Regions from separate parts of the Homo sapiens genome. Here region 1 is linked to region 2. The links are chromatin loops, found by intact Hi-C in ENCODE. Cell type or tissue: ascending aorta. All regions are shown on one strand. Each heading gives the region's core, and the rest is flanking DNA. Links, peaks and the distances in the headings are about the cores only.

Region 1 (5,388 bases), core at 114-5,113, 82 kb after region 2:
ACAAAAAGTCGAGGTCCCTGTCCCCTATTAGCAGAACAGGTCGGGGTAGGTGAACCCTAGGTCAACTCATCTCAGTGCCCCAGGCTCCGTCTCTCCAACATAAGCGCCAGTGATCGGAAACCCATGACCCCCAGCCATGTCTGATTCCTAGAAGACTCAACCTGTCTGTATTTCCTCGACGACTTCGGGCCCCAAGACCAAGTTCCCAAGAGTTCTCCATATCCTCAACCCCTCAGAGAGTCTAATGCCAAGGAGCCTTTTCTTCAGCCGCCACCTAATGCTGTCCATTACCTAACCTGTGTCCACCCGCGCTTAGGGCCCCGAGCGATCTAGGCCATCAACTCCAGCTGCCACCCTCGCCCCCCGTTCAGATCCGCCCGCAGGTTACCTGTCGGGGATCCTAGGCTCCCAGCGCATCCCAGACGCTCCGCCCCACCCATGGCGTCACCCTCCACAACCAGGTACCGCCTCCCGTGCGTAACTTCCTGTGCGCCACGTCCGGCCGGAATTCCACCGGACCCGCAGTCCCGCTGAGCGCCCGACTCGGCTAGTGACGTCACTTCCGACCTGTCTTTGAGTTCACCTGGCATCCTGATGCGCTCCAGATCTTGCTTGTCGGATTTTATTTCGCCGGTTTGCTTCTCCGCCTGTGTATCTAGCCTGGAAAAGTGCATGTTATCTTTTTGCAAACTTCTTTAGCCTTCTTTTCGGCAGCCACTTCCCTCTGCTCCTTCTGTAGCTTGGACTCATCACTGGTCAAATTCACCTGGCCTCTTGGAGAAATCATGATTGTTACTATGATTTTTCTTATTTATCTACCTAGTGGAGTGCTAAGAGTGCAGGCAGTGAGGTTGTGCTATCTGGTTTCAAGTGCTGCCTCTCACTTCTAACAGTGTTACCTGGGCATGATACTTAACCTCTCTGTGCCCACTTCAAGTGTGAAACATAATACTAGTACCTAGAAAATAGGACGATTGTATTACTTGAGATAATACGTGGAAAGCACTGGCATATTGAAAGCATTCGATGAGTGTTAACCATTACTTTTTGCACTACTATGCACTCTTATTCCCTGTTGGAACATACCTGTGCTTAAGGACAACTGGAACCAGATTTCCTGCTACCCTTTATGTCCCCCCTACTTTTTTTTATGTTTATGGATACTCGGCTTTTAATTAATTGATGATGCCTGGCACCCTCTTCGGAACTGTGAGCCCCTCCAGACAAAGTTGGAATCTTATATAGAAAACAACTTTAACCCTGCTGGAAATAACCTGCTTAGTTATTGTGCTAGTTAATGGGGGAAAGTTGAATAAAACCCAGGCCCTACCCTCAAGAACGTGGAGATACTCAATAAATGATAGTGGGAGGAAGGAAGTCAACCCAGGAAAAAGCAGAAGGGACCAGCTGAGCTGAAGATTTATCTTTGCCCAAAAATTTCGCAGAATGACAGAACTGAAAGGAACTTTTAGAGGCAATCACTTAGTCAACCTCTTGCTGTTACAGGTAAGGAAAATTGGATCCAAAGAAGCGTCTAAATGTCACACAATGAGTTTCAATGCTAGCACCAAAAGTAGAGTCTCAAAATGCTTGCCACCTCTCCCATTCCCAAAATCTGCCTCAAAATGTTAATAAGGTAAGGGTAGATTCACTTTTAAATCCTTCCCTCTCAAGTGAAAAGGATTAGGAAAATCCCAGTCCTGGAGAGACAAGGGCAATGTAACCTAGATGCCGCCTAATTGTGATGAACATCTGAATGTTTGGTGTGGCCATTGCATTCATTTGAAACACAGTATTTCCGTTCCCCTGGCAAACTTCTTATATTTACCCAGAAATAAAGAGTAAAGTATCAGCTCCTGTGAGCTCTACCTTCAATTTTAACTGGCTGGACAGGAATAAGTAACAGATCCAACAAACTCCAGAAGGTAACATAGACTCTGAATGTACGGTCAATGATGTGGCATAATTGCATTTAGTTTAATTGGAAGCAATTTCTCTTAATAACTATTCAACCTTTGTTTAGGAATATGACAGAGCTAGCATAGGCATTATTATTATTATTATTATGGAAATGTTGGTAGTGGGACCATGTAATGGAAAATAATTCAATGTTAATATTATCTCATAGGCCCATCTTGTTCCCTCATTCAACCAATGGCACTTTTTCTCCTTTGATACTAATATACTATAACTTAATACAACTAAATACAAAACAGGATGATACTTTAATCAAATTTAAAATCATTTGAATGACATATTTACGTTTCAAACAATCACAATTTACGCAGGTCTTAAAGTCAACTTGTTTGGGTTCTATGCCAAGCCCTGCTATTAACTAGCCATATGACCTTAAATCACTTTACCCCTCTGGCCTTAATTTCCTGTTTGTTCCATAGAACAAACCATGTATTAATCTGTTTAGTAGAAAACATGCATGTTACTTATCACTGTGACCACTAGATGGCAGGTGTTAAGGGACTCTTTTCCTTGCTTCCTTCTGGCTAAACAAAAACGTCATTGTCCAGTACCACCTATCTGAACAACTGCCTATACTAGTGATGATTGAGTATCCCAAGACTTTGAGAGAGGATACTCTCTAGAATGTTGAATGAATGAATGTTGAATGTTGAATGAATGAAAGGATTCCAGTATTTGTTCTGGGCCATCTATCCCTTACTACTGCCACCCCTGCCCCTTCTATTAAAACAGTTCCTCTTTTTAAAGCTATGGTGGTGGAAAGAGGAAGAAAAGATGAGATAACATAAAGAGGAGTTGGATTAGGAGGAGAACGGAGAAGAAGACATTGTATTGCATCTCAAAGTAAACATTGGTGCACTATGGTATTTTTGGATGGAATAATATGTCTAGGACTTATTTTAAAATAATACACGAGGGTATCAGATGATAACTATTGGTCATATATTGATATTGTTGTTTCATTATATTCTTGTCTCTCTTTTTGTGCATGCTGGAAATCTTCCTTAACACAAAGTCAAAAATAAGAGATCATGAGTGCATTTCTCTTTCTATAGACAAGATTGAATTCAAACTAGCCCACTGAATCTCAGGATGTTTTTGCCTGATGTTACAGAAAACTTGTCACAGATTGAGTATTCCAGATTGGAGATGAGAAGATTTTTGTTAGGAATGGAGTGGAAGCAGGATTGTTCAGAGGAAGTAGTTGAACTGCTATTCAGGTCCAGCAAATCCTCAGCCATCCTGGGAGGGAGCTTTAGAGTAAGTATTGCCCATCAAGAGTATCGTTGTCAGGCTAAAATAGCCAGCCCCTTATGCTAGATGCTGTCTGCCCTAGAAAGGGTGTAATCTCAAGCAAGGTGGCCTTCTGCAGCAGAAGCAGACCCTGAAGAAAATAGCTGGGGGCTGCCTGCTAACCGCATTCCCTGCACCTGGGCAGCAAGTGCTTCCTTGAAAGGGAATCTGGGCAGCGTATCTTTGCATCTTCCACAAAATGCAACACAAATTGGCTTAAACAATAAGGGCATATCTTGACTTCTATAACTGGAGTATTATGACAGGCATCAGGGTTGGTTGCCTCAGCAACTCGACGATATCATCCAGGACCCATATTTGTTTCTGTCTTGCTCTGCCTTCAGTAGCATCTGCTTCCACTTACGGCCAGCTTTCCTTGAGATGGCAAAATCGCTCTAGCAGCTTGTGTTCATATCTACACACTGTACACACCCTGAGGGGATGGACACACGTTCAGTGCAGGCATACCTCATTGTATTGTGCACCACTTTCTTGTGCTGCTCAGATATTGCATTTTTAACAAATTGAAGGTTTATAGCAATTTTGTGTAGAGTAAGTCTGTCAGTGCCATTTTTCTAACAGCATATCTCTGTCACGTTTTGATAATTCTTGCAGTATTTCAAACTTTTCATTATTATTATGTCTGTTACAGTGATCTGTGATCAGTGATCTTTAGTGTTACTATTGTAATTGTTTTGGGTCACCATCAACCATGCCATTAAGACAGCAAATTTAATTGATAAATATTGTGTATATTTTATTTCATCAATGGGACTTTCCCCCATCTCTGTCCCTCTCCTAGGGCCTCCCTATTCTGAAACAAAACAATATTGAAATTAGACAAATTAATAATCCTACAATGGCCTCTAAGTGTTGAAGTGAAGAGTCACATGTCTCTCACTTTAAACCAAAAGCTAGAAATGGTAAAGCTTAGTGAGGAAGACATATAGATAGCCAAGATGGGCCAAAAATTAGGCCTCTTGTGCCATATAGTTAGTCAAGTTGTAAATGTGAAGGAAATTAAAAGTGCTACTTAAGTGAACACACGAATGATAAGAAAGCAAAACAGCTTTATTGATGATATAGAGAAAGTTCTATTGATCTGGATAGAAGATCAAACCAGCCACAACATTCCCTTAAGCCAAAGCATAATCCAGAGCAAGGCCCTAACTCTCTTCAATTCTGTGAAGGCTAAGAGAGGTGAAGAAGCTTCAGAAGAAAAGTTGGAAGCCAGCAGAAGTTAATTCATGAGGTTTAAGGAAAGAAGCCTTCTCTATAACATAAAAGTGCAAGGTCAAGCAGCAAGTACTGATGAAGAAGCTGTAGCAAGTTATCCAGAAGATCCAGCTAAGATTATTGATGAAGGTGGCCACATTAAACAACAACAGATTTTCAATAAAACAGCCTCCTATTTTAAGAAGATGCCATTTAGGACTTTCATAGCTAAAGAGGAGAAGTCAGTGTCTGGCTTCAAAGCTCCAAAGGACCTGCTGATTCTCGTTAGGGTCTAATGCAACTGGTAACTTTAACTTGAAGCCAGTGCTTATTTGCCATTCTGAAAATCCTAGGGTCCTTAAGAATTACGTTAAATCTACTCTGCCTGTGCTTTATAAGTGGAACAAAAAAGCCTGGATGATAGCACATCTGTTTACAGCATGATTTACTGAATATCTTAAGCCCACTGGTGAGATCTGCTGCTTTAAAAAATAAAATTCCGGGCGGGCGCGGTGGCTCACGCCTGTAATCCCAGCACTTTGGGAGGCCAAGGCGGGTGGATCACGAGGTCAGGAGATCGAGACCATCCTGGCTAACACGGTGAAACCCGTCTCTACTAAAAATACAAAAAAAATTAGCCAGGTGTGGTAGCGGGCACCTGTGGTCCCAGCTACTCGGGAGGCTGAGTCAGGAGAATGGTGTGAATCCGGGAGGCGGAGCTGGCAGTGAGCCGAGACTGCGCCACTGCACTCCAGCCTGGGTGACAGAGCGAAACTCGGTCTCAAAAAAAAAAAAAAAAATTCCTTCAAAATATGGCAGCTCATTGACAATGCATCTGTTATCCAAAAGCTCTGATGGAGGTATACAAGGAGATGAATGTTATTTTCATGCCTGCTAACACAG
Region 2 (5,388 bases), core at 288-5,287:
TGAAGTATGGTTGTTCTGTCATCTACCAGTGGATGTGGCCTCTGGCCCTTAGGAACCATTCTTTTGACAGTTCCCCAGGACATGGCTCTGGTTTGACTGACTTTGTTTACTAAATAAATTAATTCCTACTTCTGGAGTAGCTTCAGTTTTTAAACAGAAAGCCATCTATTGACAGTCACTGATACACAGGATTTTATTGTTTGATATTAAACAATTAAGAGTTATTGTTTTTTTCCCTACAAGTACACTATACATGAAGATAAATATAATGTAGAATACAGTCACTAGGAGTGGGGAGAGAGGGGGATTCTATATCTGCTCTGTGCCTTAAAGTAACAGTTTTACTTTAGTAAATCCAAAGTACATACTGTATTTCTTTCACAGAAATAAGGCTCTCTTTTGGCAAAATGTGCATCAAAGACAGAGTCTGATGAACATTTTTTAAGATGAGTTTGATTATTAAACAACATTTTTTAAATATCCTAAGAATTTGACCTTTCGTGCTAGTAGACTTCAATAATTTAAAATTACTTGGAAATTGCTACTTTCAACAAACTCTCTGAAGATATACAAAAAAGGAAAATGCTGAAATAAGTCAAGATGTTTACAAATATTATGTCTAAAATGTTATCTCATTTGTTAAACCCAGAAAATAAAAAATAATAAAATATGAAACCATAATTGTCCGAGTATAGGACAAAGATCTGATTTAGAATCAGGCAGAGGTTTTCCCTCTATTACTCCAGCAAGTTCAAATGTACTCAGAAATACAAAATGATTGACGGTAATATCAAGATGAGAAACAAAAGACAATGTTACATCCTCAGGTATGATAAGTTTGAAATTAGATGAGTTTACAGTTGGAAGATTCATTAAGAACAACAATTCAAAAGATATTATAGCCATAATTTAGAAGTCTTGCTTCACGAGAAAAGATAATATAAAAATCTAAAAATTAAGTATTGATTTTACAAGGTAAACATGGCAGCCTGGATTATAAGAAATATCAGGCATTTTGCTTTCTCAGGAGAAAGAACAACTGGGTACATGCTGCAGACTGGCATATAAATCGCTCAAAGTGAAGCAGTTGGGAAATGCTGTCAGATTATTCGGGTTGAGGAGCTGCCCCAGGGGCAGAACATGTCACAATGTCACATCCCTCTTCTTTACTCTCACAACTTTCACCAGAATAAACAGACCCTTGGAAAACAAATTCAATCACAAATAGTAACTTTTTGTTAAAACTACAGTAGCAAACTACCAAACCAACTTTATACATGGAACATATCAGAACTTTTCCATGTTTCCCCAACACAGTGGAATAAACTATTTTCAGCTAATAAGTTCATCTTAGGAAAACACTCATGTGCATTTCTATGCAATATAATTGTGGAACATTGTAACCACTTCTTAGTTTTCATTAGAGGATATTGAAAAACCCAAGTTTAAGGATAATTCCCCCTTTCCCTCGAATGCAGCTTTTTAAGTTTTTGACACTATAAAGTGTAGAGAGTGACATAAAGAAGAGCTATGAATATATATAAATACACCACTATGGCTCCCGTCATAAGAGCTTTTGAAAAATGGTTGAACAAGTATTCATCTTCACCAAATTGCAATCGCAAGATACTGACTGTTACACAATATGAAACAAAGGCAAGGTGAAGGGTGAGGAACGGCAGAAAGGACGGTCGCAAGGAAGACAAGTGCCCCACAGGATAGAACCTGCTCTGTCTTGCGGGCCCCGCTTTTCTCAGCACCTTTCTGGTGTTCTGGGCTTTTCTGCTAATACCATCCACATCATCTCTCAGAGAAATGAATCTCCCTTTAAGGAAAGCCAAGCAGGCATCCGAGGTAACGTGCAGAACCGTAAATGAAAAATGTCCACGTCTAGCAGGCAGACAAGCAAAGGAAAACCAGCTGTCAGTTTCAGAGGCTCCTAGCTGTAACGGGGTTTCGGGTTTCTCTCCGCCTCTGTCTCTCTGTCTCTCTCACGGTGTCGCCCTCAATAATATCAGCTTTCTAATCACCTCAAATCACACATTCTCTGTCTGTCCTTGTGAAATAAATACTGAAGAAACAGGAAAAACAGAGTGCAATACTCACAACAACGAAGAATTCCTACACATGCTGTTCCATTTTCTTGCTTTGAAAAGATGTAAGGTGAATTTTAAAAGCCTTGCAGAATTGGAAAAATAAAGGGGAGGGGGATTCCACCCACACAATCCTCCAGCCCACCGCAAAGGAGCCCAAAGGCTTGCTGACGTCACAGATTCATGAATGGATGTAAATTGGGCTGGTTTAGGATTCCGCACAGACTTCGCTGTGGTGTGTGTCATGAAAAAAAAAAGAGGGGCGGGTCCAGAGTAGGCCCAGCCAATAGGCTTCAGGCAGACATGGCCTTCCTTCTTTTAGAAGGAATCTGGTCACAGAATAAACAGAGCCCGCCAATCAGGCATCTGCCACTGCCTTAAGACAGACTGGCAGCTTGAGTGTGTGTGTGTGTGTGTGTGTGTGCGTGTGTGTGTGTGTGTGTGTGTGTGTTTCAAGCTGTGATAGTCATAAAAACATTATTATTGTTATTGAATGAAGGAATCAAAATAGAATTTCTGTGGAATCAAGGATAACAAAAATGCATATAGAAGAAATCCCATCTTTTATTCATTAGAACTCTTTTCTTCAACCCTTTTCTTACTGTTCAGCAATATGCCTGATGCGATCAAAACAAATCAAAGTCAGGAAAACCATTTCTAAAACTAGCAGACTAGTGGACATGTATGCCCTGCTCACCACGACTTGTAAAAGCAAAATTGTCGGGACTTGTAAAAGCAAAATTGTCGGGAAGAACGCATGGGAACAATAATCTAGTAACTAAGAAAACAGACATATGGAAAATAATATTACACGAATGTAGCTGTTTTGCACAGCAGTAACATCTTGCTGACCTTCATGATGTATCAAAAGTGGATATGGAAGAAAAATTTACTGCTACTTTTAAGTAGGGTACAGTGTTTCCTCATTGGTTTATTCAACTTCTGGCAGTCGATTAAGACACAGCTCCAAAAGGGCACTTAATGAAACTTTGAACAAATTTTGGTTTCAGTAAGATGTTTTATTATTAACAGCAAAAACAGCTGTATTAAATTCACTCAAGAGGCATCTCTTTCTTCTTTATTTTTACACTTTTCAGTTATACAAAATTGGAGATGAATATATTTATTGTCCCTACTCCCCATCACTACACTTCACAATGACTAATACTTGACAAATACTGATCATGATTTTTCTGAACTTGGGAAATGGCCTCAATCCTTGAAACTAGAACGATCGTGGTTAATATAAAGCCTCAGTTATGAGGTGTCCAGTGACCAAGAACATTCTGAACAGAGATCTGCTCTATTTCTCAATCAGATTATTTATACAACTGTGAGAGAAGGAAAGTGGTGGCCTGTTTCTAAGTGGTTCTGGAGGGTCTAAACCTGACCACTAGTAAGTATTGCACACTTCTTAGCTCATTTGGAAAAGGAAAACTTTTCAGGATAATTTTACACACAGCAAAGATATTCAGTGTACTGTCTATATTGAAGCAATAGAATATCGTTGGCAAACAACATAGTTAACAAACTTCTCTAAAGGAGCTTATTGTGGAATATCACTACAAAAAAGATAGACCAAAGAAGTTTACACATGTAACATGGGAGTGCTCAAGGCAAATACGGCATTGGTACACGCCCAGTAGGCCTCAGTGTACCACATTATTTAAGAACGAACATGCAAGGCACGGTGGCTCATGCCTGTAATCCCAACACTTTGGGAGGCCAAGGTGGGCGGATCACGAGGTCAGGGATCGAGACCATCCTGGCTAACATGGTGAAACCCCGTCTCTACTAAAAATACAAAAACAAAATTAGCCGGGCGTGATGGTGGGCGCCTGTAGCCCCAGCTACTCGGGAGGCTGAGGCAGGAGAATGGCGTGAACCCGGGAGGCGGAGCTTGCAGTGAGCCGAGATCTTGCCACTGCACTCCAGCCTGGGTGACAGAGCAAGACTCCGTCTCAAAGAAAAAAGAAAAAAAAAAAACAAAAAACGAACAAATGGAAAGCTGAAGAATATACATCTCTATTTAACAACAACCAAAGCCAATCAGGATACATTAAAAGAATCAGATTTATGGAAAACATTTTTTTCTTCCAAAACAATACAGACTAACTAATGGAAAGAGGCAAACTTTTTGTGGACTATGTCAATAAAATAGCCAAGAAACATCAATTTGTGTGTGTGTGTATATATATATATAATATATACACACACATATAAAATCTGTATATATGTATATGTATATATGTGTGTATACACACACACACACACACACACACATATATATATATACACATACACATATACATATAAAATCTGAGGTCAGGAGTTTGAGACAAGCCTGGCCAACATGGTGAAACCCCATCTCTACTAAAAATACAAAAATTAGCTGGGCATGGTGGCACACATCTGTAATCCCAGCTACTCGGGAAGCTGAGGCATGAGAATCGCTTGAATCTGGGAGGCAGAGGTTGCAGTGAGCTGAGATCACACCACTGCACTCCAGCCTGGTGACAGAGTGAGACTCCCTCTCTCAAAAAAAAAAAAAAAAAAAAAAAAAGCTAAAGCTGTTGTAGAAGTTTTTCTGTAAGTTTTGACAGCAACAAAATTACTAATAAGTCCACTATGGATGGGAGTAGTCTCTGAAGCAATTCAACAAAACAGGGTCTATAAATGCTTCTAATAACAGTCACCTAAGATTCTTGGCTCAATATATAACCTGGAAAATAAAAACTTGGGGGCTTTATGGACTTGCCACTTCAGTAAGATGATAAACTTGGCCTCAGTTAGCATGCTTCCTGTACCACAGGAACATCAGCTAGGCCAACAAAGACTCCTCCATGTCAACTATCATGGGAAATCATTGGAAAGATAAGCTGTCTCACCAAATTATGGAAGATATAGAAGTCAGTCTTGGAGGAAGTCATTATCATTTTAGAAGCAGAAGGTAGGAAGGGATATAGAGGCATGAAAAATGTACACTCTAGAGAAGTACAGCCCAAGAGAACTTGCTGTGATTATGGAGCATTCCATAGATTTGAAAGATGGCTAGTGTTCTTGAGGAAGTGAATTTTTAATGTAAAGTGATTTAAATTTATTTAACTCCAAAATAGTCACATTTAGCTGGTGGCTATGGTATGCAACAATGCAACTCTAGAGATATCAAGCCAAGTCCCATCATTATAAGTAATTTTTAATTGCAGCACATGGGCATACTAAGTGTGGAGGACTGCAAAGCCATTATCAAGGTGAGTAAGCTCTTTTAAGAACCAAATGAATCTCCTCAAACTTC

The links. A loop is a pair of places that touch in the nucleus more often than their neighbours do. Peaks named below come from ENCODE experiments on the same cell type or tissue, not always from the same donor. Only the 100,000 strongest peaks of a DNase experiment are listed, where the experiment ranks them.
Region 1: it touches region 2 in a loop (4-fold over the local background); 3 of 110 quality-filtered maps call a loop at or near these places.

Annotation. Positions count from the first base shown.
Region 1 is chr3:185,278,028-185,283,415 of GRCh38, reverse strand. It overlaps LOC124900548 (a long non-coding RNA gene), which reads left to right and starts at 559. Exons shown (of 2, transcript XR_007096203.1): 1 at 559-1,506; 2 at 3,092-5,388. It also overlaps a transcript of MAP3K13 not described here. RefSeq lists enhancers at 4-293, 354-493, 1-550, 125-1,324 and a silencer at 2,368-2,447. In ascending aorta, for the core only: a CTCF peak has its summit at 2,442 (motif pointing right); a DNase peak (open chromatin) is centred at 495; H3K4me3 peaks cover 1,069 bases.
Region 2 is chr3:185,360,087-185,365,474 of GRCh38, reverse strand. MAP3K13 (mitogen-activated protein kinase kinase kinase 13) reads right to left here and starts at 2,339. Exons shown (of 14, transcript NM_004721.5): 1 at 2,107-2,339. RefSeq lists enhancers at 1,648-1,707, 1,798-1,887 and a silencer at 2,358-2,507. In ascending aorta, for the core only: no CTCF peak of the experiment used is centred there; a DNase peak (open chromatin) is centred at 2,444; H3K4me3 peaks cover 2,263 bases; H3K27ac peaks cover 770 bases.